2 separate regions of the Homo sapiens genome follow, and region 1 is linked to region 2. A link is a loop called in an ENCODE intact Hi-C map of the cell type or tissue named here. Cell type or tissue: heart right ventricle. All regions are shown on one strand. Links, peaks and the distances in the headings refer to the core of each region. The heading gives the core; the rest is flanking DNA. Region 1 overlaps HARBI1 (harbinger transposase derived 1). Region 2 holds the start of CHRM4 (cholinergic receptor muscarinic 4).

Region 1 (14,447 bases), core at 6,448-14,447, 220 kb before region 2:
TGCTGCAGCAGTCTTCCCTCAGTAGTCAGTTTGAAGCGGGTATGCACAAAGATAGCTGGCTTCTGGGTAAGTTTGCAAGTGTGAATTTTCATTTTGTTTGGAGGCATAGAAAAGTTATGTAGGCTGGGGGCGGTGGCTCACACAACCCCAGCACTTTGGGAGGCTGAGGCGGTAGATCACCTGAGGTCAAGAGCTGGAGACCAGCCTGGCCAACATGGTGAAATCTTGTCTCTACTAAAAATACAAAAATTGGGCATGGTGGCAGGCGCCTGTAGTTCCAGCTACTCGGGAGGCTGAGGCAGGACAATCGCTTGAACCCAGAAGGCAGAGGTTGCAGTGAGCCGAGATGGCGCCATTGCACCCCCACCTGGGCAACAGAGCAAAAACTCCATCTCAAAAAAAAAAAAAGAAAGAAAGAAAAGGGACCGCACGTGTAGCTCATGCCTGTTATCCTAGCACTTTGGGAGGCCGAGGCAGGCAGATCACCTGAGGTTGGGAGTTTAAGACCAGCCTGACCAACATGGAGAAACCCCGTCTATACTAAAAATACAAAATTAGCCGGGCGTAGTAGCGCATGCCTGCAATCCCAGCTACTCGGGAGGCTGAGGCAGGAGAATCGCTTGAACCCGGGAGGCGGAGGTTGCGGTTAGCCAAGATCGCGCCAGTGCACTCTAGCCTGGGCAACAAGAGCAAAACTCCATCTCAAAAAAAAGAAAAAGAAAAATTATGTAGTGGAGTAGAATGAGATATGGCAGTCTGTAGAGCTGAGTCTCAGTCCTGTCAGTTTTTTATGAGACCTCAGGTGAGAATTTTCTTAGCCTTAATTTTTAAAAAATCAACATTTAATAGACATTATTAAAACTTTAAAGCATACTGTTAGAGCCAGCACAGTGGCACGTACTAGTACAACTGGTAATTGTAATTCCAACTATCTGGGAGGCTAAGGCAAGAGGATCACTTGAGCCTGGACCTTGAGACCAGCCTGAGCAAGATAGCAAGACCCTGTCTCCAAAACAATTAAACTTTTTTTTCTTATTTTATTTTTATTTTTTTTATTTTGTGTAGAGGCAGAGTCTCACTATGTTGACCAGACTAGTCTTGAGCTCCTGGCCTCAAGCTATCCTCCCATCTGAGCCTCCCAAAGCTCTGGGAATATGGCTGTAAGCCACCACACCAACGTAAAAAAAAATTATTATTATTATTATTATTGAGACAGAGTTTTGCTCTTTTTGCCCAGGCTGGAGTGCAATGGTGCGATCTTGGCTCACTGCAACCTCCGCCTCCCAGGTTCAAGCAATTCTGCCTCAGCCTCCTGAGTAGCTGGGATTATAGGCATGCGCCACTATGCCCAGCTAATTTTGTATTTTTAGTAGAGACGGGGTTTCACCATGTTGGTCAGGCTGCTCTCGAACTCCCAACCTCAGTTGATCTGCCCATCTCAGCCTCCCAAAGTGCTGGGATTACAGGCGTGAGCCACCATGCCCAGCCTATATATATATATATATTAATAAATGTATTTTATGTTATTTCACCCAGCTCTTCTACTCCTAAGAATTTATCTTACAGGTATATATTTATACATATGCAAAACAAAATTGCATACAAGAATTTTTATTGCAAACAATAGCTGCAGCAACAAAAACAACCTTATAAAAACAATCCTGTCTGGGTGCGGTGGCTCCTGCCCGTAATCCCAGCACTTTGGGAAGTCAAGGTGAGAGGGTCACTTGAATCCAGGAGCTCGAGATTAGCCTGGGCAACAAAGCGAGACAATGTCTCTCAGAAAAGTAATAATAATATAAATAAGCAAACAAATAAATGAAACAATCCCCTGAAATAAAGCCAAAATACTGCTGGGTGCGGTAGCTCACGACTGTAATCCCAGCACTGTGTGAGGCCATGGAGGGTGTATCACCTGAGGTCAGGCGTTCAAGACCAGCCTGTCCAACATAGTGAAACCCCGCCTCTACTGAAAATACAAAAATTATCAGGGCATGGTGGTGCGCGCCTATAATCCCAGCTACTTGGGAGGCTGAGGTAGGAGAATCGATTGAACCTGGGAGGTGGAGGTTGCAGTGAGCCAAGATCGTGCCACTGCACTCCAGCCTGGGCAACAGAGGGAGACTCTGTCTCAAAAAAAAAAAAAAAAAAAAAGCCAACATACTTATCAGGACTGTCCAGAATTGTTTAAGTATTGTACATCCATACAATTGAGCCTTAATTTTTATCTGGCTCTGCTAATCATCTGTAAAATGATTAATCTGACACCAACCACAGTAATATCTATTGTGGGGATTAGGTAATATATATGAAAGTTACCTATGAAGTATTGTATAGATATTCAAATGTGGCCAGTTGTGGTGGCTCACGCCTATAATCTCAGCACTTCAGGAGACCAAGGCGGTGGATCACCTGAGGTCAAGAGTTGGAGTTCAAAACCAGCCTGGCCGACATGGTCAAACCCCTTCTCTACTAAAAACACAAAATTTAGCTGGACATGGTGGCGCATGCCTGTAGTCCCATCTACTTGGGAAGCTGAGGCAGGAGAATTGCTTGAGCCTGGGAGGCAGAGGTTGCAGTGAGCTGAGATCACACTACTGCACTCCAGCCTGGGCGATGGAGCAAGACTCCATCTCAAAAAAAAAAAAAAAAAAAAAAAAAAATCCGGGTGTGGTGGCTCATGCCTATAATCCCAGCACTTTTGGAGGCCAAGGCAAGCGGATCACCTGATGTCAGGAGTTCAAGACCAGCCTGGCCAACGTGGTGAAACCCCTTATCTACTAAAAATACAAAAAATTAGCTGGGCGTGGTGGCAGGCACCTATAATCTCAGCTACTTGGGAGGCTGAGGCAGGCGAATTGCTTGAACCCGGGAGGCAGAGGTTGCAGTGAGTCGAGATCGCACCATTGCACTCCAGCCTGGGCAACAAGAACGAAACTCTGTCTCAAAAAAAAAAAAAAAAAATTATTTTTGCATTGTTGATTGTCACTGTGATATCTGCATAAAAATGATAGTAGACAATGCATGTACACAATTCTTATTGTAGCAACTCACTTCACAGATCTGCCCGAGTTCCATTGGAAAGACTGGCTTACTGTTATGAGTAGAACAAGAATCTATTCAACATTCAGCAGTGTGAACCAAGGTGACTGTACAGCTCTGAGGAGTGCAGTTAGCAGTGATAAAACCCTTGAATCCAGCAGCTTAGTTTTTTGTTTTTTGGGTTTGTTTTTTTTTTAATGTGCTACTTTTATATGAGCATCAGGACAAGGGTTATCTTGTATACAACATATAAGAGATGAAAGCTACGTTAAGGATTAGAAGACTTCTCTAACTTTTGTTTTTTTGAGATTGGGTCTTGTTATGTTGCCCAGGCTGGTCTCAAGCAATCCTCTGGCCTCAGCCCAGGCTCATAATACCAGTAGCTGGTATCACAGACATACACCACCACACCCAGCTAATCACTACCACTAATCATATCTGCACTGCACATGCTCATTGCACAGTGCTTGTTGTGAGTTGATGCTCAGGAAATACTTCTCTTTAACATGTTTACTAGCACTTTAAAGAGAAACCTCCTGTGTTCCAAGTGGGCAAAGACTACACTGATGGGTGTAGAGCTGCCAGGGTACCACGTGTAATATCCTGGAGCTTACTGAGTTTCTTGATTGTTGCTTCTCCGTACTATTTTTAGTGCACCACCTTCTTGCTACTCTACTGGACCTTTATCTTAAACACACCTTTTGCCTATTTTGAGCTTTCAAATTTTATTTTCATACAACTCACACCAAGAAGTGTGGGAAAGTAGATTTTGCAATTGTTTCATCTGGCCATTTCTTCTGTAGCTGTGGGAGTACTTGGGTTCCAAGCTGATTTCTTATGAATCTCTTCACTTTGGTTCCCCCCACCTTTTTTTTTTTTTTGTCACGGGGTCTCACTCTGTCACCCAGGCTGGAGTGCAGTGGTGTGATTATGACTCACTGCAGCCTTGACCTCCTGGGCTCAATTGATCCTCCTACCTCAGCCTACCGAGTAGCTGGGACTACAGATGCACACCACCATGCTGGGCTAATTTTTGTATTTTTGGTAAAGCTGGCGTTTTGTCATGCTGCCCAGGCTGGTCTCGAACCCCTAGGCTCAAGCAGTTAGCCCACCTTGTACTCCCAAATTGCTGGAATTACAGGCATGAGCTACTGCACCCTGCCCGGTTCCCTAACTATTAAGCCAGCTAAAACTTAGCCCTTAAAATTTGACAGGCAATATTGTAAGCATTTTGCATCAATTATATCACTTAATGCTTATAAAAACTCTTTAAGAGTTAAATAATAGCCGGGCACGGTGGCTCACGCCTGTAATCCCAGCACTTTGGGAGGCCGAGGTGGGCGGATCACGAGGTCAGGAGATCCAGACCATCCTGGCTAACACAGTGAAACCTCATCTCTACTAAAAATACAAAACATAAGCCAGGCGTGGTGGCAGGCGCCTGTAGTCCCAGCTACTCCGGAGGCTGAGGCAGGAGAATGGCGTGAACCCGGGAGGTGGAGTTTGCAGTGAGCCGAGATCACGCCACTGCACTCCAGCCTGGGAGACAGAGCAAGACTCTGTCTCAAAAAAAAAAAAAAAAAAAAAGAGTTAAATAATAATAATATTAACATTTTTACAAAAGAGGAGACTGAGGCACATAACATTTAAGTCGCTTGTGTTTCAGTGTTTAAATCAGATCATAGGACGAATTACTTTATTTGGCAAATATTCCTGGTAAGGACTTCTTTTTCTTCCCACCTTGGGATCCAAGATTCAGTTGGAATTATGGCTTTAAAGTAGTTTTTTACATTGTTTATAGTAAATAGTTGAAAATTAGTAAAAATTCTGATAAATAACTTTTCTGATGCCCCTCTCTACAGAAAGAGTAGGAGTGGGAAAAATGGATACTGTAGCAACATTTAACGAATGTTTATTTATTTATTTATTTTTTGAGACGGAGTCTCGCTCTGTCGCCCAGCTGGAGTGCAGTGGTGCGATCTCGGCTCACTGCAAGCTCCGCCTCCCGGGTTCACAGCACTCTCCTGCCTCAGCCTCCGGAGTAGCTGGGACTATAGGCGCCCGCCACCACGCCCAGCTAATTTTTTGTATTTTTAGTAGAGATGGGGTTTCACTGTGTTAGCCAGGATGGCCTCCATCTCCTGACCTCTTGATCCGCCCGCCTTGGCCTCCCAAAGTGCTGGGATTACAGGCGTGAGCCCACCGCGCCTGGCCTTTTTATTATTTTATATATATATATATATATTATATACATACACACACATGTATTTTTGAAACAGGGTCTCACTCTGTCACCCACGCTGGAGTGCACTGGCATGATCACAACTTATTGAAGCCTTGACCTCCTGGGCTCAATTGATCCTCCCACATCAGTCTACCGAGTAGTTGGGACCATAGGTGCCTGCCATCATGCCTGGCTAATTTTGTTTTAAATTTTTTGGCTGGGCGCTGTGACTCATGCCTGTAATCCCAGCACTTTGGGAGGCCAAAGCGGGTGGATCACCTGAGGTCAGGAGTTTGAGACCAGCCTGGCCAACATGGTGAAACCTCATCTCTACAAAAAATACAAAAATTACCCAGGCATGGTGGTGGGCACTTGTAGTCCTAGCTATTCAGGAGGCTGAGGCAGGAGAATCACTTGAACCTGGGAGGTGGAGGTTGCAGTGAGCCGAGATTGCACCATTGCACTCTAGCCTGGGCAACAGAGTGAGACTTACTCTCAAAAAAAAAAAAAAAAAAAATTCTTTTATTTATTTATTTTTTTTTTTGTAGAGTCTGGGTCTCACTGTGTTGCCCAGGCAGGTCTCAAACTCCTGAGCTCAGCCAGTCCACCTCAGCCTCCCAAAGTGCTGGGATTACAGGTATGAGCCACTGTGCCTGGTCAGCAAGTGTTTATTAAAGCTAGTTTTGGTGTGAGGCATGAAGAAATCTTGGAATATACCTGTGGAAGTTGAAGATGTGGAAACTGATTTCCTCAGGCCGGGCGTGGTGGCTCACGTCTGTGGATCACTTGAGGTCAGGACTTCCAGACCAGCTGGTCAACATGCTGAAACCCTGTCTCTACTAAATATACAAAAATTACCCAGGCACGGTGGCGTGAGCCTGTGATTCCAGCTACTCAGGAGGCTGATGCAGGAGAATTGCTTGATCCTGGTAGGTGGAGGTTGCAGTGGGCGGAGATCCTGCCACTGCATTCCAACCTGGATGACAGAGTGAGACTCCATCTTAAAAAAAAAAAGAAAAGTGGCTCACGCCTGTGATCCCAGCACTTTGGGAGGCCAAGGCAGGTGGATAACGAGGTCAGAGGTTCAAGACAAGCCTGGCCAAGATGGTGAAACCCCATCTCTACTAAAAATACAAAAATTAGCCTGGTGCTAATTTTAGCCAGGTGCTAAATCCCAGCACTTTTGGAGGCCAAGGCGGGCACATCACCTGAGGTCAGAAGTTTGAGACCAGCCTGGCCAAGATGGTGAAATCCCATCTCTTCTAAAAATATAAAAATTAGCCAGGTGTGGTGGCAGGCGCCTGTAATCCCAGCTACTCGGGAGGCTGAGGCAGGAGAATCGCTTGAACCTGGGAGGCGGAGGTTGCAGTGAGCTGAGATCACGCCATTGCACTCTAGCCTGGGGGACAAGAGCGAGACTTTGCCTCAAAAAAAAAAAAAGAAAAAAAAAATTTGTCAGGTGCGGTGGCTCAAGCCTGTAATCCCAGCACTTTGGGAGGCCGAGGCAGGCAGATCACCTGAGGTCAGGAGTTCAAGATTAGCCTGGCCAACATGGTGAAACCCTGTCTCTACTAAAAATACAAAATTAGCCGGGCCTGGTGGCGCATGCCTGTAATCCCAGCTACTCGAGTGGCTGAGGCAGGAGAATTGCTTGAACCCAGGAGGCGGAGGTTGTAGTGAACCAAGATTCTGTGACTGTACTCCAGACTGGGCTGGAGACTGTATCTCCAAAAAAAAAAAAAAATTTTTTTTTTAATTGCCAGGCATGGTGGCGTGTGCCTGTAGTCCCAGCTTACTCAGGAGGCTGACCTGGGAGGATCACTTGAGCCTAGGAGTTCAAGGCTGCAGTGAGCTACGATCGTGCTATTGCACTCCAGTCTGGGCAACAGAGAGATACCCTAAATCATTCATATGAATAGACAGATTTGGAAAACACTAGTCTCTAAAGGTTGTGTGGACAGTGGGAGTAATTATGGGAAGATTGGCAGGATTATAAGGAATGACAAGATGTTAAAAGAGAGAATAGATGGCTAATTGTATTTTTGTTGTTGTTGTTGTTGTTGTTGTTTGAGATGGAGTTTCGCTCTTGTTGCCCAGGCTGTGGTGCAATGGGGCGATCTCAGCTCACTGCAACCTGTGCCTCCTGGGTTCAAGCAATTCTCCTGCCTCAGCCTCCTGAGTAGCTGAAATTACAGGTGCCTGCCACCATGCCCAGCTAATTTTTGTATTTTAGTAGAGACGGGGCTTCACCACGTTGGTCAGGCTGGTCTCAAACTCCCAACCTCAGGTGATCCACCCACTGTGGCCTCCCAAAGTGCTGGGATTACAGGCATGAAGCCCTGCACCTGGCCGCCTAATTGTATTTTAAGAAACAACCCTTAGGTTTGAGGAACAGTTCTAGATTTGTCAAACCTAGAACTAGCTGTGAGCCTCTGGCCTTTTTTTTTTTTTTTTTTGCATTATTTTTCCTACGATATTATCCATTCCTGTCCTCATTCTCATCTGTCCCTTCAGAATGCATTATCTAAATTCCCCTCTAAATATACCTATTCCTGCAAACAATTCAGCCTCAGTTCTTATTTCTTTAGCTCTTGGCCTAGTCCTATTAAGCAGCTTTGGGTAAGATCTGCCAAAATGTCTTGTGGATGACTGATCATATAAGCAATTGTAATCTGTTTAGCAATTCTGATCCTAATCCCCTCTTGAGTGTCTGTTTTCCAGTAGTGCTTGGTTTATAACCATTTAGTGAGGGTAGAGCAATTTTACAAAAGGTCTCCTTTAGCTTTTCCTGTATATCTCCTCCATTTAAGACTCATACCATTTCTTAGAGAAACTTTAACAAGGATCATTTAGCATCTCCAGTTTTCAGTATTCATCTTACTTATTTTATTCTCTTTTACAGCATTATATTCTTGTTTTATTATGCTCTTGTTTTAGTATTCTGAGTCTGAAATTAGCATTTAGTGACTAGGTCTTTCCTTTGCCTAACATATCAAAGGATGACGAACATATACTTTGATCTTCTCATTTGAAAAATAAGTTCAATATCTAACCTAGCAGAGTTGGGATTGCATAATAAGAGATAATCTTTTTTTTTTTTTTTTTTTTGAGACAGTCTCACCCTGTCGCCTTGGCTGGAGTGCAGTGGCGTGATCTCGGCTCACTGCATCCTCTACCTCCCAGGTTCAAACAGTTTTCTACCTCAGCCTCCTGTAGCTGGGGCTACAGGCACGCACCACCATGCCTGGCTAATTTTTGTATTTTTAGTAGAGATGGGGTTTTGCTGTGTTGACCAGACTGGTCTCAAACTCCTGACCTCAGGTGATCCGCCTGCCTTAGCCTCTCAAAGTGCTGGGATTACAGGTGTGAGCCACCGTGCCCAGCCTGATAATCTTTAAAAAGTACCAGCTGGGTGTGGTGGTCACACCTGTAATGTCAGCACCTTGGGAGGTGAAGCAGGTGGGAGTTCCTCCTGAAGCGGGAGGAATGCTTGAGGCCAGGAGTTCAGGGTCAGCCTAGCAACATAACAAGACCCTGTCTCTACAAAAAGTTTAAAAATTAGCTGGGTGTTGTGGCATGTGCCTGTAATCCCAGCTACTCAGGAGGGTGTGTTGGGAGGATTGCTTGAGCTCAGGAGTTTGAGGTTGCAGTGAGCTATGATCATACCACTGCACTTCAGCGTGGGCAACAGAGTGAGACTCTGTCTCAAAAAACAAAACTAAAGTAAAGTAAATAAATATTGAAAATAAAGTTAGGCCAGGCATGGTGGCTCACGATTGTAATCCCAGCACTTTGGGAGGCCAAAGGGAGCGGATCATCTGAGGTTGGGAGTTTGAGACCAGCCTGGCCAACATGGTGAAATCCCCATCTCTACTAAAAATACCAAAATTAGCCAGTCATGGTGGTACATGCCTGTAGTCCCAGCTACTCAGGAGACTGAGGTAGGAGAATAGCTTCAACCCGGGAGGCAGAGGTTGCAGTGAGCCGAGATTGCACCACTGCACTCCAGCCTGGGCGACAGAGTGAGGCTCCGTCTCAAAAAAAAAAAAAGTACCAGCACAGTACATGCTACATAGTAGGTGTTCAATGAGTCATGGATATTATTTTTCATTATTATTTATAGCATCAGTTTCTTAAATTCATTATTTAGTAGGGTTATGTTCAATAAAAAGAAAAGGTTATGGCCGGGCGTGGTGTCTCACGCCTGTAATCCCAGCACTTTGGGAAGCCGAAGGGGGTGGATCGCATGAGGTCAGGAGTTTGAGACCAGCCTGGCCAGCATGGTGAAACCCCATCTCTACTAAAAATACAAAAATTAGCTGGGCGTGGTGGCAGGTGCCTGTAATCCCAGCTACTTGGTAAGGTGAGGCAGGAGAATTGCTTGAAACTGTGAGGCGGAGGTTGCAGTGAGCCGAGATCATGCTACTGCACTTCAGCCTGGGCAGAGTGAGACTCTCAAAAAAACAAACAAACAAACAAAAAACTGGGTGCGGTGGCTCATGCCTGGAATCCCAGCCCTTTGGGAGGCCGAGGTGGGTGGATCATGAAGTCAGGAGATCGTGACCAGCCTGGCCAACATGGTGAAACCCCGTCTCTACTAAAAACACAAAAAATTAGCCGGGCGTGGTGGCGTGTGCCTGTAGTCCCAGCTACTCAGGAGGCTGAGACAGGAGAATTGCTTAAACCTGGGAGGTGGAGGTTGCAGTGAGCTGAGATTGCACCACTGCACTCCAGCCTGGGCAACAGAGCAGACTGTCAAAAAAAAAAAAAAAAAAAAAAAGGTTATACCTGGGAGGGGAAAAGTCAGCTAAATAGTAAATTTGAAAATTTTGTGAGACTTCTTAGATATTTACAGTTAATCCAGAAATGTAAGCTCCTGCTCGGCGCTGTAATTCCAGGGCTTTGGGAGGTCGAGGTGGGTGGATTGTTTGGGCACGGGACTTAAGAGACCAGCCTGGGTAACATAGTGAAACCTCCTCTCTAGAAAACATTAAAAATTTTGCCAGGCATGGTGGCGCATGCCTGTGGTCCCAGATATTCGGGAGGCTGAGGTAGGAGGCTGGAAGGTTGAGGCTGCAGCGAACTGTTATCACTCCACTGCATTCCAGCCTGGGTGACAGAGCAAAACTCTGTCTCCAAAAAAATAAATGTAAGCGCCTAAAAGAAATGAGCCCTGTATGTTGGGAACAGTGCCTACCACTGTCTGAACAGTCCAGAACTATTTACTGAAATTGATGGTGGGGCAGGAACACAGTGGTATGCAAACTGGTACTCCAGGGCCTATTTGTCTCTCAAATTTCTAAGAGGTTTTGCCTCTGTGCGGGACATCTCATCTGCCAGATGTAGTGACAGTGAGTCAGGACAAGAAAGCATTATACTAACATTGTGCTGTTGGATCAGGGCATTGCACCCCAGTTTTTTGTTGTTGTTGTTTTGTTAGCACTTCCTGGGATCATTTGATAAAGAAGTCACTTAAGGAGAATGCCTTGTGTGTATTTTTTTAATTGACTTCTGAATTCATTTCCTTATCACCAACTATTACTATTTGCATGATTATATGTATGCTCTCTTTGTTCATGTGAAATTCTTCCTCTTACAAAGGCATGGTTCTAGTAATTGTGATATATAGGAAGGCAGAACACCTGAGTTCTGATCTCTGCCATAAGTGCTCGGACTTTTATCTTATTCTTCTTAGCACTGGGAGAATAAATTACTGTAGTCCATGAAATCCCCTGAAATCCCTTGGTAGTGCTTTTAGACTTGAAATTTTGAGGGTAAAGTTAAGACTTCCCCTCACAAGTGTTTTGGGATCTCTTGGCAGAATTCTCTTTTTTCCTGTTTCATTCTTGCTCTGTAGAGATTTTGAAGATTGGCATGCTATTTGATTTTATTTGGTTTTATTAAGCCTTTTATTAATAACAATATCTCTGAATTAGGAAAATGCAGGAATTTTATTTTATTTGAGATGGAGTTTCGCGCTTGTCGCCCAGGTTGGAGTGCAATGGCGTGATCTTGGCTCACTGCAATCTCCGCCTCCCACGTTGGTCAGGCTGGTCTTGAACTCCGGGCCTCAGTTGGTGATCCACCCGCCTCAGCCTCCCAAAGTGCTGTCATTACAGGCGTGAGTCACCATGCCCGGCCAAATGCAGGAATTTTATTTCCTCCAGTGCCTTCACCTCCTTCCTACATTCTTTCATATTTGGCTTCCTTTAGGTGCCAGCGTTTTTATGTGTCGATTTTTACCAACGACATTCTCAGCCAGAACTCGTGTCTTTCTGCTCCTGGCATTGGCATGATTTCTTTTTACCATAGCATTTTCCGCTTGGTTTTTCTAGTGTGCTTTGGCGCCAGAGGCTGTTGTATTTTCTTGTCCATTGTCAGTATATGTTTTCTGAATTTCACTTCCTGTTTCTATTCCACTTATAGTCATTTATGATTTATTTGGGCCTTCCCCACAGGTGACAGTTCCTTCTTTCTTCGAACCTGGCTCATGACCCCACTTCACATTCCTGAAACTCCAGCAGAATATCGCTATAACATGGCCCATTCTGCAACTCACAGTGTGATTGAGAAGACTTTCCGAACCCTCTGCTCCCGATTCCGCTGCCTGGATGGATCCAAGGGGGCACTGCAGTACTCACCAGAGAAATCCAGCCATATCATCTTGGCCTGTTGTGTCCTCCACAACATCTCCCTGGAGCATGGGATGGATGTTTGGTCCTCTCCAATGACAGGACCCATGGAACAGCCCCCGGAAGAGGAGTATGAGCACATGGAGTCCCTGGACTTAGAGGCTGACCGTATTCGTCAGGAGCTAATGCTCACTCATTTTAGCTAATGTAGAAGGTGGAGAGGAGGGATACTTCCCAGGAGTTGTGACAGACTTTCCTCCTCATCACCTTTTACACAGTTCCATCATCTAGCATGACTGAGTATACAGATACTTGTCATAAACTGACATTTAATATGTGTGTTTTGGTAAGGTTGGGGCTATGCCAGAATATCTTGATTCATTTGCATATGCATTAATTAAACTGAAACCAAGACAGCGGCTCCCTACTATCCAGTGAACTCTAGGTTGAGTACCACTAATTTGAAAGCTCAGTGGTTGCAAACATTTATGACTGTGCCTACAAAGTCATAGTAAAGGTCAGGAGTTCAAGACAAGACCAGCCTGGCCAACATGGTGAAACCCCGTCTCTACTAAAAATACAAAAATTAGCGGCCGGGTGCGGTGGCTCACGCCTGTAATCCCAGCACTTTGGGAGGCCGAGGCGGGCGGATCACCTGAGTTCAGGAGTTAAGACCAGCCTGGGCAACATGGCAAGACCCTGTCTCTACTAAAAATACAAAAAAATTAGCTGGGCGTGGTGACAGGTGCCTGTAATCCCAGCTACTCGGTAGGCTGAGGCAGGAGAATCACTTGAACCAGGGAGGCGGAGGTTGTGGTGAGCCGAGATCGTGCCATTGCACTCCAGCCTAGGCAAGAAGAGCGAAACTCCGTCTCAAAAAAAAAAAAAAAAAAAAATTAGCCGGGCGTGGTGGTACATGCCTGAAATCCCAGCTACTCGGGATGCTGAGGCAGGAGAATCGCTTGAACCTGGGAGTCGGAGGTTGCACTGAGCCAAGATCATGCCACTGCACTCCAGCCTGAGTGACAGAGCAAGGCTTTCTCCAAAAAAACAAACAAACAAACAAAAAAAAAACTCATAGTAAAGGGGAAAACAGCATATAGTCAAAACACTTTTTTGGTTTCAATTATCTGCAGATTTCAGATGAAAACAGTATTTACATAGGCCGGGTGTGGTGGCTTACGCCTATAATCCCATAATCCCAGCACGTTGGGAGGCCGAGGTGGGCAGATCACCTGAGGTCGGGAGTTCGACACCAGCCTGACCAAGCCTGAGCAACATGGTGAAACCCCGTCTCTACTAAAAAATACAAAAATTATCCGGGCGTGGTGGCACGCGCCTGTAATCCCAGCTACTCAGGAGGCTGAGGCAGGAGAATCACTTGAACACAGGAAGCAGAGGTTGCAGCGAGCCGAGATTGTGCCATCGCACTCCAGCCTGGGCAACCGAGCGAGACTCTGTCTCAAAAAAAAAAAAGAAAGAAAACAATATTTACTTGTTCTGGATTATTTGGGTGGTATTTTAGTTTTTCTACTTTGCTGCCTATATAGGCATAATCTGAGGCAAATGTGAAGAGAGAATTTCAGTTGGGGAATGATCTTCTGACATTAGTAAATGGCTACTAATCTCAGTTTGCAGCTTTGTGCTTTTAAGAGGATGTTAAAGACAGTCAGAAACCTCCATCTTTAGCCTGTCTGCAATAATTGGACTGTGACTTGGACCTAGATCCTAGGGAGAACATCTGGACTCCAGTTTCCTATTTCCAACCCTGACTCGGAGTTAGAGGCTAAATGGGTTTGAGAACCCAATCAGCTTAAAAAAGGCAATTCGAATATAGATAAAATAGCAAGCTTATGCTTTACAGGCGTTCTAAGGACTGAGAGAGATTGATGAGCAATGCAGATTCACCCAGGTTCAGACACCTCACATTCAACTAGATCACATTTCTTATAATTGTGATGTTAGAAAGTCTGGTCATTCTGTTTTGAAATTCGTTGTACAAAAGGAAGATTCAGGGAATAAAGAAGGCATGTGAAAGTATTACAAAGGAGAGGTAATAGGAATATAATTTCTTGGCTTGAAATGAATTCTGGTGCTAGACCTTGGATATGCAGAGTGATGGACAGAATTTCCTAAGAAATAAATAATCCCCTAGCAAGTCTTGTTCTAAAATTACACTGATATAAAAATAACCTGATTAGAATAATGAAAGTGTGAATTAGGTTCACACATTGGTGCCTTTGCTGGGACAAAAAAGAGACTTTCCTGAGGGTTGTCTTGTTCCAGTTTCTCAGCCACTCACCATGTGATACCTCTGACTTGTCCTCTTGGATCATTTCCTACCTCTTGCCTTTGGCAGTGTTAATCTGGTGATTTTCAAAGTAAAGAAATGAACAGCTGATGACAGAAGAAATTTGGAAATAAATTGAGGGTGACTCATCCTCAAGATTAAAAACAATTATGGATTATTATCTGCTGTTTTATTTCTACTCCAAATGCTATTCACCATCATTATCCTGCTCTATAAAGAGTGGGTCCATTTGGCAGAA
Region 2 (14,901 bases), core at 5,310-13,309:
CCACCAGTAAAACAGAAGTATGGATTGTGAACATTTTGGGGGTTTTGTCTAGCTTTCAAGACTCGGATTGGTTTTCACAGTGATGGAGCGAGTCTTTCTCTATCCTGCGTTTAGTCAAGAATCCCCCAGCTGCTACCGGTGGCTGCCCACCTGCCTCAGAGGCCCAGGCCAGCAGCCAATTCGCTCTCTCTTCTGCTTTGTATCTGCCAGGTGAGGGTTCAGAGTATGGTGCCAGTGGAGAAGATGCGCTCAGCAGGATCCAGAGGCTGATGGCGGAGGGCGGCATGACAGCCGTGGTGCAGCGGGAGCAGAGCACCACCATGGCCTCCATGGGCGGCTTCGGCAACAACATCATCGTCAGCCACCGCATTCACCGCAGCTCTCAGACGGGCACTGAACCTGGTGCCGCCCACACCTCCTCACCCCAGCCCTCCACCTCTCGGGGACTGCTCCCAGAGGCCGGGCAACTGGCAGAGCGAGGCCTAAGCCCCCGGACAGCTTCCTGGGACCAGCCTGGTACCCCTGGGCGGGAGCCAACCCAGCCAACCCTGCCCTCTTCCTCCCCTGTCCCCATTCCTGTTTCCCTTCCCAGCGCTGAGGGACCAACCCTCCACTGCGAGTTGACCAATAACAACCACCTTCTGGATGGTGGCAGCAGCAGGGGGGACGCTGCAGGCCCTAGGGGAGAACCACGGAACAGGTAGAGACAAACGTTGCACTGGTGCCTCCCCTCGAACCGCCAAGCAGAAACCGGACCTCACAGCTGACTGGGAACTGGACATGTGGAAGAGCTGCTGGCTGCATCAGGGAACAGGAGGAGGAAGAGGGTCAGGGTGGAGAGGAAGATCAGTCAGTGGGCACAAGACAGTCAAATGGGCAAGGCCTGCCTCGGGGAACTAGAACCTTCCAGGATCTGGAGCCCGGGAGAGCCACACTGTGGGCTTAATGTGAATAGAGGAACAAGTGGGTATCTCTGCCAGGCACCCCACTTTCTCCTAGTAACATGGGCTCAGGGGACTCAGCCCTGGACAGAGAGCCTCCAGAGAGTGAACAGTCTTCCAGATCTGGGCCAATCATCCTGGACAGAGGCCCGCGAGGCAGCTTTGCCCTGTCCACCTGTTGGGTGGGCAGAGCCACCAGGAACCCAGACACCACCTCCAACTCTGAGCCTTCCAGAGCTTCAGCCTCTCTTCGTCGTCTTACCCCACTGAAACCAACAGGGATCGGGCCAGGCTCCCAGATTCTTGAGGACAGGGACTTCGGCATTTACTAATGGGGGACTACTGTGGGGTAAGGGGGCGCCTGCTTGCCTGATACAGGATGGGGTCAAGGGACAGTGGGCAGGTCCTCACTCAGGAGTGGGGGGTGTAGGCTGGCCAGCCCCCAGGGCTTGTCCACCAGTCTTCTCCCCGCAAGGCCCTCAGAGCAGCGCCTGTGGGTGTCAGTATTACCTGAGCCTAGGCCAAAGCTAGCCCAAGGCTGGGGAAGGGGAGGAGACTCCAGGTCAGAATGTGAGGTCTCAGTCTGTGATTTAAGGTGTTGCATGTGGACTCTTAACTGTACGTGTAGTTTCTAGTGGAGAAATCAAGGCTCTGATCATTTTGTTTTTAGTATGAAAATGTGATTTCCTTTCTGTTTGTAACTCATCATAGAAACATTGTGGTGGGAGGAGAGGGGATAGTCTACAGCTAATGAGGGAAACACCAAAGATCACATCATTAAAATGATGACATGCCCCTCGCCAGGCTCCTCTCTCTTATTTCCAAGGAGGATGGGGGAGGGGTGGGGATTGGGAAGTGAGGGGCATTGAACTGGGCCAGGCCCAGGTTCTCCCGGCACTGTTTCTGGTGCTCTCCTAGTGGGGTGCAGTGGACCCCTCTGACCCCTTCGCCAGAGCTGGTCAGGTGAGGGCTGCCACCTCTGCTTCATACCACTTCTCTGTACGCCACCACTTCCTGCTTCCCCAGGGCCTGCTACAGACTGGGGCCACCTTCCAGTGCCAGGGTGAGTATGTAGGAAGGAACGACAGAAGGCTATTCATCCTAATAGCTTCCCACCCAGGACTACAGGCCTGAAGTGATGTAACTGGCCAGAAACCTGGATCCCCTCCAGTCCTGGGAAAGCACGCACAGCAGGTGTCCAGCCTGCTAGGCAGGTGGAGGGGCTTGGTCCTATCTGCAGGCAAGGTGCCAGTTGCTAGCTGCTCAGGTCTCCCTTGACTGTGTCTTCCCTACAGTGGCCGAAAGGCCTGCTCTATTCGTGGGCTTTGGCTGCTTGAAAGCTTCCAGCTGGCCAGGCGTGGTGGCTCACGCCTGTAATCCCAGCACTTTGGGAGACCGAGACAGGCGGATCACTTGAGGTCAGGAGTTTGAGACCAGCCTGGCCAACATGGTGAAACCCTGTCTCTGCTAAAAATACAAAAAAATTAGCCAGGCGTGGTGGCTCGCACCTGTAATCCTAGCTACTGGGGAGGCTTGAACCCTGGAGGCAGAGGTTGCGGTGAGTCAAGATCACGCCACTGCACTCCAGCCTGGGCAACAGAGTGAGACTCCGTCTCAAGTGGGAAAAGGATATTTGCCCCAACTCTTCAAGAGCTCTAATGGAAAATCCAAGCAATTCCAGGGCTTTTTGCCAGCAGCACGTACTTTTGAGTGTGTGTGTGTGTGCCCAAATCTGTCCCTGATGCCATGGGGCACTCAGAATTCCAGGTTCTGCTCCAACAGAGACAAAACCAAAAGATAAGTTGGCAAGCAAGAAATAAAAAACCATGGCCAGAGTTAGGAAGACTCTTATTTTCTAGAAAATTCTGTATTAGTGGACTCTGGACTGAAAGACACATCACTTAGCTGTGTGACTTTGGGCAAGCCATTTGCCTTTTCTGGGCTTCACTTTCCCTTGTTAGGATGCAGGGCTTGTACTACACAACCTCAAAGTTACTTCTAGTTCTGTACTTTGGAATCACTGAAGCCCAGAGAGCACACAAGTGGCTAGGGCAGGCTTCCTTTCAGAGGTGGGATTTAGACACCTGTAGTCCCTAAGTACTTGGGAGGCTGAGGCAGGAGGATCACTTGAGCCCAGGAGTCCAAGTCCAGCCTGGGCAACAAAGTGAGACCGTATCTCTCTCTCTCTTTTTTTTTTTTTTTTTTTTTGAGACGGAGTTTCGTTCTTGTTGCCCAGACTGGAGTGCAATGGTGCCATCTCGGTTCACCGCAACCTCCATCTCCCAGGTTCAAGCGATTCTCCTGCCTCAGCCTCCCTAGTAGCTGGGATTACAGGCATGAGCCACCACGCCTGGCTAATTTTGTATTTTTAGTAGAGATGGGGTTTCTCCGTGTTGGTCAGGCTGGTTTCGATCTCCCGACCTCAGGTGATCTGCCTGCCTTGGCCTCCCAAAGTGCTGGGTTTACAGGCATGAGCCACCGTGCCCGGCTGATGCTATCTCTTTAAAAAAAAAAAAAAGTGGATTTGAGCTAAGCATTGAAGGATGGAAGGAGAAGGGAGCCCACTGCCCCACATCCTCTCCCCACCACCCGTTGGAGGAAGAATTCCTTGGTCTGATAGTGGGTCCTGCTAATTTGTTTAATGTAAACCACAGGCCAGGAGTCAATGTGCGTTCTCTCTGTCAATCCTCACAAAAACTCTCTGAGGTCATTACTGCTGTTACCCCCAGAGCACACAATTAACTGGCAGAGCCAGAGTTTGAACCAAGTAGTGTATGATTCCAGAGTGCACACTTCAGCCAGTCATTTCTACAGAAGGAAGACAAGGTGTAGGAGAAACAATGGAACCCTGACTTGTTCTGTTGCTTTGGGGAAAAGGGTATGGGGAGGTCCCTAGGGATGAAGTGGTCCAAATTTGTTTTTTGGGTTTTTTTGTTTGTTTTTTGTTGTTTTGTTTTGTTTTGTTTTTGAGATGGAGTCTCTGTCACCCAGGCTGGAGTGCAATGGCACAATCTCAGCTCACTGCAACCTCCACCTCCCAGGTTTAAGCAATTCTCCTGCCTCAGCCTCCTGAGTAACTGGGATTACAGGTGTGTGCCACCACACCCAGCTAATTTTGTTTGTATTTTTAGTAGGGATGGGGTGTCACCATGTTAACCAGGCTGGTCTCAAACTCCTGACCTCAAGTGATCTGCCTGTCTCGGCCTCCCAAAATGCTGGGTTTGTGGGCGTGAGCCACCATCCGGCCAAGGTGGTCCAAATTTGGACCTGCCAGGCCTTGTCTCTGCTGTCTCTGGATGGTGCCAGCCACCCTCCCCAACCTCCCCACCCCCCATTGGAGGCCCTTGTCAACACCTCTCTGTCCCCACACCAGCCCCTTTCCTTAGAAAGCCCTTGCCCAATGACAGAGCCTCTCTGGTAGTAAAACCTTTGCAGGCCCCTTACACGTCACAAGGTTGTGGGGTCACCAGGGCAAAGATAGGGGCAGTCCCTTTTGGAGATGAGGAAATAGGTTCAGAGAAATTCTGTTACTTGTCTGCTGACCTAGTGGCATCAAAAGCAGAGCAGAGAAACCACCAAGTCCCCTTGTTCCCAATTCAGCTCTCCAGGGTTCCACCGTGGGTTCTTGGGGTTGGGAGATTGAGAGAGGTCAAAAGCCCTTCATAACAGGGATTGTGGAGAAATTAAAGTGACTTTGCCTGCCAGCTTCTGGAAGAGCTGGGGTCAGTAGCTGGAGGCGTGTCTTGTGTATGCAGCCTCCCGCCCTTGGCCTTGCTTGTTTTCTCATCTGACTGTTTTAAGGATCTATCTGCCTTCCTCCTCCACAACCCCCACCTCCTCTTAGGAGTATCACACTCTTCTGTGCCCTGGGAAGGATATGGCAAAGTGGAAGAAGTGCAGGAGTGCCGTCTTAGGGTCTTATGAACCAACTTTCCTTATTTGTGAAGTGGGGCAAGAAGAGTAGTGCTTCTTTCACCCCCAGTTATGAGGTCTTGGGAGACCCGATCATTCATGTAACAACAGAAGATGGCTTCCTACTCTAGCCAACCAACCCCAGCCCTGAAGTTCCCAATTCCGACCAACCCCAGCCGTCGCGCTCGCGAGCTCTGGGGACCCGAACTCCACTTCCGGGTTCCGCGCGGAGAACCCCACACCAAGAGCCCCGCAGCGCTGGCTTCTACTCGAGTTCCCTCCCATTCTCTGCCAAGAGGCTCCTGCCTCTCCTCCACCGCCGCCCCCGCAATCGCCCTCACCACCTCCGGCCCTCGGGGGAGGGTCTTGAGTTGTTTCCCCGAGAGAAGAAATCAGACGTCTTAAGCTTAATCAAATGTTTGCGATCAGAATTTGGGGTTACAGGCCTCGGTCCTGGGCGCAGTGGGGAGCGTCCGACCCCGGCGGTCCCCCGGAAGGGCGCTCTCGGAGGGAGACAAGCGCTGGAGCGGAATCAGGCAGGCGAGGCTGCTGGGCCAGGGCGCGGGGAGCTCTCCGAGGTGCTGAAGCCGCCCCAAGGTCCGCCCAGCCTGGGCGAGGCCCGGAGTCCTGAGGCTACGGCCCGTGCGGTTCCCAGCGACCTCTGAGATTGGCTGCCCGCTCTCCGGGATCTTGTCCCGGGCTCCGGCCCCGGCGACCTTGGGCAACCGACTGTCCCTCACAGGCGGCGGTGAACTGGCGGTCCAGGCTGCGCCTGGACTGGCGGCGCGTCCCATCCCAGGGCTGGGAGAGCAGGGGCGCGCCCCTTCCCCGGCCCGGAACGCTGAGCAGGCAGCCGAGCGGGTGCGGGCGAGTGGTCCGCGGTGGGCTCTTCTCTCCCCGGCCGAACCTCTCCAGTCCACCCGCTCCTGCGCTTCCCCAGGCCCCGACGGCGCCCCTCCTCGCGGGCGGCCCGGCCGGCACGCAGCGGCGCGGCTGGAGCTCCCGGCCCTCGACCCCGACGGATCCCTGGCGGCGCAGCCCGCCCCACCCACCCGCAGCCTCCCGCTGGGGTCAGACTCCCGCGCCTCGCGGCCAAACCGCCAGCGGGGCCACGCAGGGCGCTGAGGTCCCGGAGAGGCGCGAAAATAGCTCAGGGTCCCGGGAGTATGGTCAGGGCGGAGGCGGGAGCGCGGCCGGACCCAGCTGCCAGCTCCTTCCCCAGCCCGCGAGGGGGCGCCGCGTCCCCATGACAACGCGGACACCCCCACCCCCCGGAGGGCAGCGCCCCCTGCTCCCCTGCGTCGCTGGCCGTGGGCGGCGCCCTCTGTGCCCAAGCAGGGAGCTGCCGGCCAGCCCCCGAGAGGGGCGCGGACCGCCGGGGTCTCCGACGCCTCGGGTGTTGACCCCCGCGCGTCGCCGCCGGGTGACCGGCCCGGGGCGGGCGGCGCGGCCCCGCCACGATTGGCTGCTTCCTCGTGACATCACGCGGCTCGGGGAAAAGTGCGAGCGTGAGCGCGAGTCGGAGCCACAGCGCCGGGAGCTGCGGGCGGAGCAGGGGCCGCCCCTCGACACCCCGTCCCCGCCCCCGGCCCTCGGCCCGGCCGCCCGCCCCGCCGGCCCGCGGGGCCGCGCGTCCGTCCCGCCGTCTGTCTGGCGCGAGGGGAGCTGGGCAGAGGCGGCGGGTAAGTGGCTCCGCGGCGGCGCGGGGGCGGGGGGCTCGCCGGGAAGAGCAGGAAGCAGGTCCCCGGGACGCTCTGAGGCTCCCCAGAGGTGGGTTCGACTGGGACAGGGCGCCAGACCCCCTCCGGGGCGAGCGCGGGCCGGGAGCGGCAGTGGGCCGGGGCTGGGGGACCCCGCTGGAAGCAAGGCCGGGGGCTCTCGGAGGCTTCTCCAGGTGCGCCCGGGTGCGCCCGTGGGAAGGGGTGGGCATCCAGGATGTCGGGGGCGGGGGATTGCCCGCCCACAGACCCCACGGAGCCAGGGGCAGCCGTCGGGGGTGGGACCCTGTACTCCAGCCCTCCCACTGGCGGCTCAGCAGGGCGCCGGGCGCTGAAGCCCCAAAGAGCCCTTTTCCCGCCGTCTCCCCGCCCTCCCTCTCCCTCCACCCCTTTGCCCCCGCGCTGCCAGCCCACTCCGGCCCCTGGAGTCCTCCATCTACGACCTTGAGCCCCGACGGAAAACACCCCTGCCCTCCCCGACACCCCTCCCCCGCTCCGGTACTACCCCCCTTTGCTGCCCAGCCTCCAAGCCGGGGTCCTCCAGCTCCAGGCCCCCTCCTCCGGCCCCGCAACGGAAGTGTTGGGCACAATGTCGGTGCCAAATCTTCGCCTCTCCCTCCCTTGGACTCTGGAGTCTCCTCTCCCGCCCCAGGGACAGATCCAGGGGCCACAGCCTTCCCAGAGCCATGGAGTGAATGCCCAAGAACCGAAGACCTACACCCCAAACCACCCCACGGGCGTGCGGAGCACCCCCTCCGGTCTCGCCCGGGGAAGAGGGGTGTCGAGGACTCGGGAAACACAGTGCCCACGCCCAGAGGCTGCAGGAACTGCGTGCTAGGGGCTTGGAGGGAGGGCGGGGCACCCGAGAGCCAGGGCTCCTTCGACCACGGCGGAGACATGGAGGAGCCTCCAGATGGCCTAGGAAAACACGGCCCTCGAGGCCCGCCCGACCCTAGCGTGAGAAACTGGGTCCCCACTTTGGTCACAGGGGCTAGACAGTGCCTCTGGGGTAGGGTGCAGGGTGAGGAGAGAAGGAGGACAAGAGTCTTGCACTCGCCTGACCCGAGCTCTGTCCGGGCCTCCGCCTTGTGGGTGCACTGCGGATGCCCTCTCGCCGCGAGAATGGGCGGCTTTTGGCAATAACGCCTCTTAGGGGAGTTATTAGAGCTGAGCGTGCCTGGTGTCCCTCAAGGCCAGGTTGGGCGACTCTCGCAGAGGCCCCTCGACAGATGTCAGTCAGAGGCTAGGACTCTGCCACATCTTTAAGGACTTGGACACCTCTGGGCACCGGGCTAAGACGGCGTCCCAAAGTTAGGTGGCCCGTCGCAGGCAGCCCCTAGTAGTCTGGCCTCCTCGCCCGCACAACCCTTCACCCACAGGCCAGGTGCAATCCCGATGCAGGCTCCTGGCCCGACCCTCTACGCGCTCAGGCGGACAGCTAAGGTCTGGCTGAGTCTCCGGCAGGGGCGTTTGGAATGTGACCGGTCACCCACTCTCGGCCCTGCATTTGCTTGTGCATGCAAGTCCACAGGTGTAGAGGCACCCGAACCGTGTGCATCCTCCCGGCCACAGCACCCTAGGCACGCACACGCATGCACATGCACGTGTGCACACGGCGCGGCATGCTCACGCGCTCTCACGGGCGGACTGGTATCCAGGCGTGGCCGTGCGCACACACACGCACATGCATACAGCTACTAGCGTCTACTCGCGCTCCCCCGTAGGCACACACAAACAGAACTCGCACTCGCGCTCCCGCCCACACGTTCCTCGCAGGGTGCCGGGTGGAATCCGGGCTCCCTCAACTTTCCCACCCGAGAACCCCGCGCGGAGCCGAGGGCAGCTCTGGGGCGGCGTCCGACGGGGCCTGGCGAGGGGACCCCGCGTCACTTCCCCGGGAGGCTGTGCCTGAGGGCTCCTCTGGGTTCGCAGTCGCATTGGAGTTGGGGGCGGTGGCCAACGGCGGCCGCACGGTCTAGGTCCGGAGCGGGCACCAGGGACCGACATTGCCATCTAGCGGTGCGCACAGCCCCGGCGGCGGCGGCTCGCTCCCCAGATGCCAGGCGTATCTGGATTCCAGGGAAGGCGCCAGAGGGGGTCGGAATGTCTGCGGGTGACCCCGAGGTGTCCAAAACGACGACAGCTGGGGCGGGGCGGAGTCGGGGAGACCCTGAGCCTCGCCCTGTCAGCACCTGGCAGCTCCCTCACGCGGGCCAAGAGCAGGACTTAATCACCGGCCATCCAGTGGTCCCGGCTCAGCCCAGCCGCCAGGATCTGGGAGAAGACAAGACATCGCTTGTCTTCTGGGAAAGCTAAGTCGAGAAGCCAGCAGGAATGTGAGGGGACCCTACCCAAGCCTCACCTGGACAGTCCCTCAGTTGTGTGGTTTTCGGGTCGAGGGGAGCAGAGGCAGGAGGTCAACTCTGAGCAGTAGCACCTTGGACTTTAAGAAGGAGCTTCCCGGGTTCTTCTGCCCCCACCCGTACTTCCTAACCTGGTGACTTTGGGCCAGTTGATTAACATTATCCTCATCTATAAGAGGATATTTACATCTGTAAGATGAGGACACTAATAATACCTGCCTTTTCAGGCTGTTGTAAGGATTAAACCAGATAATCTATATTAAAAGCTCAGAGGGGTTCCTGACACGCAGTTAACACTCAATAAACAAGAGCTATTATGTTTTCACATTCTGCACTTCTAGCCCCGTTTGTTATCATCCTGCTGCCCTGTATCCTGCCTTGGGAGGCTGAAGTGAGTTTCCTTGGGGCTGGCTGACTGATTACTCCTGCCTGCCCTGTCCCCTCCTCCACGTGAGTGATTGGGGGAGGGCAGCCTCCTGGTGCTGGAGGGGACAGCTCAGAGAGTGACACCTGAGCTTCTATTTCAGAGGCTCTCAGAGCCAAATGGGGTTGTCAGGGACCCCAAGAGAGGGCAGTATGTGGTCTTTGCCCTTGACTCGTTGTGTGACCTTGGGGGTGACAACACTTGCTCTCAGCCTCTCCTCCTACGAACCAAGGATTTAGAACAGGAGAACTTGAACTATCAGGCTAGGAGGCTGGGTCTGTATCTGCGACGGTGGAATAGAAGGGCTGGGGTCAGACTTGGGGCAGTTACCCTGGCCCTTGGCCCCAGCCTGCAGTACATTTTTGTGTTTATGTATAGAGATCAAGTTTAGGTGCCAATCCCTATAGCTGCTGGGGAGGATGTCCCAGGACAGGATCCTCTCTATTCTGCAAATGAGAAAGAGGTGCAGGAAGGGGCAGTGGATCGTCTCAGGCCACAGAGCCAGAGCCCAGGCTGCGGGTTAGTGCTCCTTCCTCCACAGCCGGCTGCCGCGCCCTCTCTTCCTCTCACACACAGACGCACAGAACTGCGTATCCGACCATGCCTGCTGGGCTGGCGTGGCTGTGATGGGCCCGCGTGCGTCTGTGGAGCGGTGTGTGTGTTGGCGGGTGTGAAGGAGGCTGGGCTGAGCGGCTGCCCTGGCACTCAGAGCTGGCGTGGGCCTCCCTCACATGGAGGGAAGAGGAAGAGGGGGAGGAGAGCTAAGAGGAGCCTGGTGGGAGGGAGGGCAGGCTCAGGGAAGGGCCTGTGGTGGGGACTCCAGCTAGGGCGCCGCCCGGTGTGCGGAGTGGACTGTGGAGGGGAGAGGCGGCCCTGGCAGCCCTTCTCTTCCCTCTGGGACAATTCTTTCACCTCACGGGTCCCCAGTTGGGCCTCAGGGTTCTCTGACAACCTAGTGACCCCTGCACTGCCTCCCTCCCAGCTGCATGCCCTGTGGCTGGAGCTGAGGACTCCTTGAAGGGGATGTGACAGTTGCAGGTACCTCCTGAAGCCCCTTCTGCAGGGACTCTCCTCCTCTCTGGGGTGCCCAGCTCCATGCACCGCCTCTGGTCCCCTGCAAAGCCTTCTGGCTCCTGGAGCTCTTTGGCCTCCTTCAGCCAGAGCTCTTAAGTTACGGGACTGCCTTCCTCTCACCACCTCACCCCGCACTTAATCCCACCAGCAACATAGTGCAAGAAGCCGTGAAACCTTGGTCAGGCTTTTAACAGCTCCGTGCCTCAGTTTCCCCATCTGTAAGTAGTAGAGAAAAAATGGTATCTACCTCATAGGTTTGTTATGAGGATGAAATGAGTTAACACTATAAAAAATGTTGCCAGGCATGATGGCGCCTGGAGTCCCAGCTACTCAGGAGGTGAGAGGATGGCTTGAGCTCAAGAGTTCTAGACCAGCCTGGACAACATACCAAGACCCTGTCTCTACAAATAAATAGATAAATAAATAGACACTTTTTTTAAGTGTCAAAAGTGCTTGGCACTTAGTAGACCATCAGTGTTAGGTGCTCATACATACCCCGATTATTGCCTTTGTCCCAGTGTCTTCTACAGGGGTTGGAGAGCAGGTGTTAAGAAATGACCGAATGGGTAAATGGATGAACAGAACACCTCCCTCCAGAGCCCACATGCTCGTGGGCCTCTGGGACCACTCTCCTCCTCCTCTTGCTTCCCTGAGCTCCCCCAGCACTGGCCTCTGTCCAGGCCTTGCGCTGCCTCCAGGCCTTTGCTGTGGCTACTGCCCCTGGCAGGGCCACTCTCCACAGCTCCTCCTGTGGCTGGCTCCTCATCACCCAGATGACCTGGTGGGTGAGGCCACCTAGCAAGGAGTCATGCCTGTCCTGCCTTCTGACTCACTCTCTCATCACCCTGCCTTTTTTTTCTTTTGTGGCTCACGTGTTTGCATGTCTCCCCCCATGAGGCAGGGGGCCATGTGTGTCTTATTCACTTCTGTAGCCACAGCACCCTGAGCAATGCTTGCCACATAGTAGGTGCTCAATTAATGTTGAATGAATGGGCAAATGCGGGATGGCGGGACAGAGTTCTCTCAAGGCATTCTGCCAGAGAATGTCCCTCTGTCACCTTGAATCCAGTGTACCTCCAGATGACTCCCCCATTCCCTCCTGTAGTTCATGCTTTTCTCTCCCCTTCCTCCCCAGACACGGCCTACCCACCCCTGGCAACCAACATGGCCAACTTCACACCTGTCAATGGCAGCTCGGGCAATCAGTCCGTGCGCCTGGTCACGTCATCATCCCACAATCGCTATGAGACGGTGGAAATGGTCTTCATTGCCACAGTGACAGGCTCCCTGAGCCTGGTGACTGTCGTGGGCAACATCCTGGTGATGCTGTCCATCAAGGTCAACAGGCAGCTGCAGACAGTCAACAACTACTTCCTCTTCAGCCTGGCGTGTGCTGATCTCATCATAGGCGCCTTCTCCATGAACCTCTACACCGTGTACATCATCAAGGGCTACTGGCCCCTGGGCGCCGTGGTCTGCGACCTGTGGCTGGCCCTGGACTACGTGGTGAGCAACGCCTCCGTCATGAACCTTCTCATCATCAGCTTTGACCGCTACTTCTGCGTCACCAAGCCTCTCACCTACCCTGCCCGGCGCACCACCAAGATGGCAGGCCTCATGATTGCTGCTGCCTGGGTACTGTCCTTCGTGCTCTGGGCGCCTGCCATCTTGTTCTGGCAGTTTGTGGTGGGTAAGCGGACGGTGCCCGACAACCAGTGCTTCATCCAGTTCCTGTCCAACCCAGCAGTGACCTTTGGCACAGCCATTGCTGCCTTCTACCTGCCTGTGGTCATCATGACGGTGCTGTACATCCACATCTCCCTGGCCAGTCGCAGCCGAGTCCACAAGCACCGGCCCGAGGGCCCGAAGGAGAAGAAAGCCAAGACGCTGGCCTTCCTCAAGAGCCCACTAATGAAGCAGAGCGTCAAGAAGCCCCCGCCCGGGGAGGCCGCCCGGGAGGAGCTGCGCAATGGCAAGCTGGAGGAGGCCCCCCCGCCAGCGCTGCCACCGCCACCGCGCCCCGTGGCTGATAAGGACACTTCCAATGAGTCCAGCTCAGGCAGTGCCACCCAGAACACCAAGGAACGCCCAGCCACAGAGCTGTCCACCACAGAGGCCACCACGCCCGCCATGCCCGCCCCTCCCCTGCAGCCGCGGGCCCTCAACCCAGCCTCCAGATGGTCCAAGATCCAGATTGTGACGAAGCAGACAGGCAATGAGTGTGTGACAGCCATTGAGATTGTGCCTGCCACGCCGGCTGGCATGCGCCCTGCGGCCAACGTGGCCCGCAAGTTCGCCAGCATCGCTCGCAACCAGGTGCGCAAGAAGCGGCAGATGGCGGCCCGGGAGCGCAAAGTGACACGAACGATCTTTGCCATTCTGCTAGCCTTCATCCTCACCTGGACGCCCTACAACGTCATGGTCCTGGTGAACACCTTCTGCCAGAGCTGCATCCCTGACACGGTGTGGTCCATTGGCTACTGGCTCTGCTACGTCAACAGCACCATCAACCCTGCCTGCTATGCTCTGTGCAACGCCACCTTTAAAAAGACCTTCCGGCACCTGCTGCTGTGCCAGTATCGGAACATCGGCACTGCCAGGTAGGCAGGCAGGAGTGCCCTAGGAGGTGCTGGTGTTGCGTGCGTGTGCTGGGGGGACCACACGGCTCACTTGCTGTGGGGAAGAGTTGCAGGCACCATTCTGCGTTCACGTTTGCTGAGGAGGAAGTTCAGAAGAGGCTCTGTGGCTGCATTCAGAGACCAGATCTCTGCTCAGGCTGAGGAGGCTCACCCCAGGGAGTGTCTGAACTGGGGCTGCCTGGCCCACCTCTGTGGCCCTGCTTCAGCGAGCTGCGGGGCACTGGCCTGGGTGGGCACCTGCCCCACTGTGACCAACCATCAGCAGTGCTGGAAGAATGGACATCTGGATGGGGGCCGAAGCCCAGGGCCCCCTCAGGAAGAACAAAGGGGCCAGTGCTTGGAAAAGGAGGCTTGGGAAGGGAGTAGAAGGGTGGGGTCCCCCATTCTGCTGTAATCGGTGCTTTCTGCCCCCTTGCACCCCGCATGTAGGCTCAGCCCCCTCTCCCCAAATCCCACTCCAGGGGCAGAAATCTCCTCTGGCTGCAGCTACTTAGCCAGGTTCTGGGTGGGTATGATGGAGGCCAGGTCCCCCCCGCCCCAGCAGCACTGCCCTTGTCACATTAAGATGGGGCAGCTGGGAGGTCAGAGGTTCTGTCTCAGGAACTGAGGTCTGGCCTTCTGCGATCCCAGGCTGAGCCGTGAGTGGTCCACGTATTCAGAAGACAGCCCCCTGCAGCCCCGGCCTTAGAAGGCTGTCCCAGGTCACACATCGAGTCAGGGTGAGGCTGTGGTGGATGGCATTCCCATCTGCCCTCTTCAAACCTCTCACCCCCTGGCTTCTGCAGGGTGGAGGCCTGGGTCACACAGGCAAGAGGAAAGGGGTCAACCTGGTGGCTCACTCGGGTTTCCATGACAGTGGGAAGGGGGGAGGTGGGCAGTGAGGTAGGCACGCAGCCCTCGCATCTGCTCTCCCCCATGGGTAGAACCTTCCTGATTGGCTGTGGGTTGTATCAAAAGACCTTTGACTGGGTGAGGCTGAGATGGGTGTGGTGGTTCCAGTGAGTCAGCCAGGTTCCCTTCCCCAGCCCTGGTCCCTGAGGGAGATGAGGACCGAAAGGCTTAGGTGACTTGATGGGGAGCACCCTTTCAGGGGCCCTGGAAGAAATGTTTGTAATTGTTCTGCTTTTTCCATGAGCTCTGGAGAGCACCCACCACCAAGCCCCCTGAAACCCACCAGTCCCTACAGCCTGGTCTTTCTCCCCACCTTCCCACTCCCAAACACATTTCCACAGCAAACTCCTTGGGAAGGGGCTTTTATATATTAAAAAAGAAGAGCTTTTATTGGGGGGAAAAAGTCAGTTTATTTGATGTGTTTCTTAGTAATGGAATTGTGGGGAAGAACAAAAGCGGGCTCTGGGACTCACATTGCTTTGGGGGAGGCTCAAGCTTCCCAGAATCCCTTGTCCCTCCCCACTTTGGGCACTTAGGGGTGGGGCTGGGGAGTGAGAGGGACAAGGCAGGGCATGATTGATTAAAGCTAACGAGCAGACAGAAGGCACTGGTGGGTCACATCTCGGGCCTGGGAGAGGGAGGGCGTGGGCCAGGCCCCATGTGACACCAGGGGCTCCTTGGCATCCAGGCTTGGCGTCTAGTCCTTTCCCTTCCCTTTCTTGGCTGTAAAACAAGAAAGAAATATTAATACCATATCAGCAGTTAGGCTGACCCATTGCAGACCGCCGGCTCCACAAACACCCGGGCATCAGGGAAGGAGAAGATTCTGCCCCCTAGTGGTTTCCAATCAGCTGACTCGGAAGCAGGGGATGGGGCAGCCATTGTGATGTGGACATGGGACATCCCCAGCTTCCTATTTCCACTTGGGATCAGAAAACC

The links. Peaks named below come from ENCODE experiments on the same cell type or tissue, not always from the same donor. Only the 100,000 strongest peaks of a DNase experiment are listed, where the experiment ranks them.
Region 1: a loop joins it to region 2, with 2.7 times the contacts of the local background. A loop is called at or near these places in 53 of 110 quality-filtered maps.

Annotation. Positions count from the first base shown.
Region 1 is chr11:46,601,187-46,615,633 of GRCh38, reverse strand. It overlaps HARBI1 (harbinger transposase derived 1), which reads left to right. Exons shown (of 3, transcript NM_173811.4): 2 at 1-66; 3 at 11,725-12,773. The coding sequence ends at 12,104. Among named protein-coding and RNA genes, the nearest start is that of HARBI1, 8.8 kb to the left of the region's middle. In heart right ventricle, for the core only: no CTCF peak of the experiment used is centred there; no DNase peak of the experiment used is centred there; H3K27ac peaks cover 830 bases.
Region 2 is chr11:46,383,253-46,398,153 of GRCh38, reverse strand. It overlaps CHRM4 (cholinergic receptor muscarinic 4), which reads left to right and starts at 6,378. Exons shown (of 2, transcript NM_000741.5): 1 at 6,378-6,623; 2 at 11,568-14,365. The coding sequence starts at 11,597. The coding sequence ends at 13,036. MDK (midkine) reads right to left here. Exons shown (of 5, transcript NM_002391.6): 5 at 14,353-14,685. The coding sequence ends at 14,660. AMBRA1 (autophagy and beclin 1 regulator 1) reads left to right here. Exons shown (of 18, transcript NM_001387011.1): 18 at 211-1,740. The coding sequence ends at 704. RefSeq lists enhancers at 4,590-5,364, 6,882-7,485, 7,486-8,091 and silencers at 6,018-6,067, 6,248-6,337, 8,317-8,526, 8,557-8,616. In heart right ventricle, for the core only: CTCF peaks have their summits at 5,403, 6,083 (motif pointing right), 8,391 and 8,591 (motif pointing left); DNase peaks (open chromatin) are centred at 5,433 and 8,583; H3K4me3 peaks cover 2,566 bases; H3K27me3 peaks cover 2,699 bases.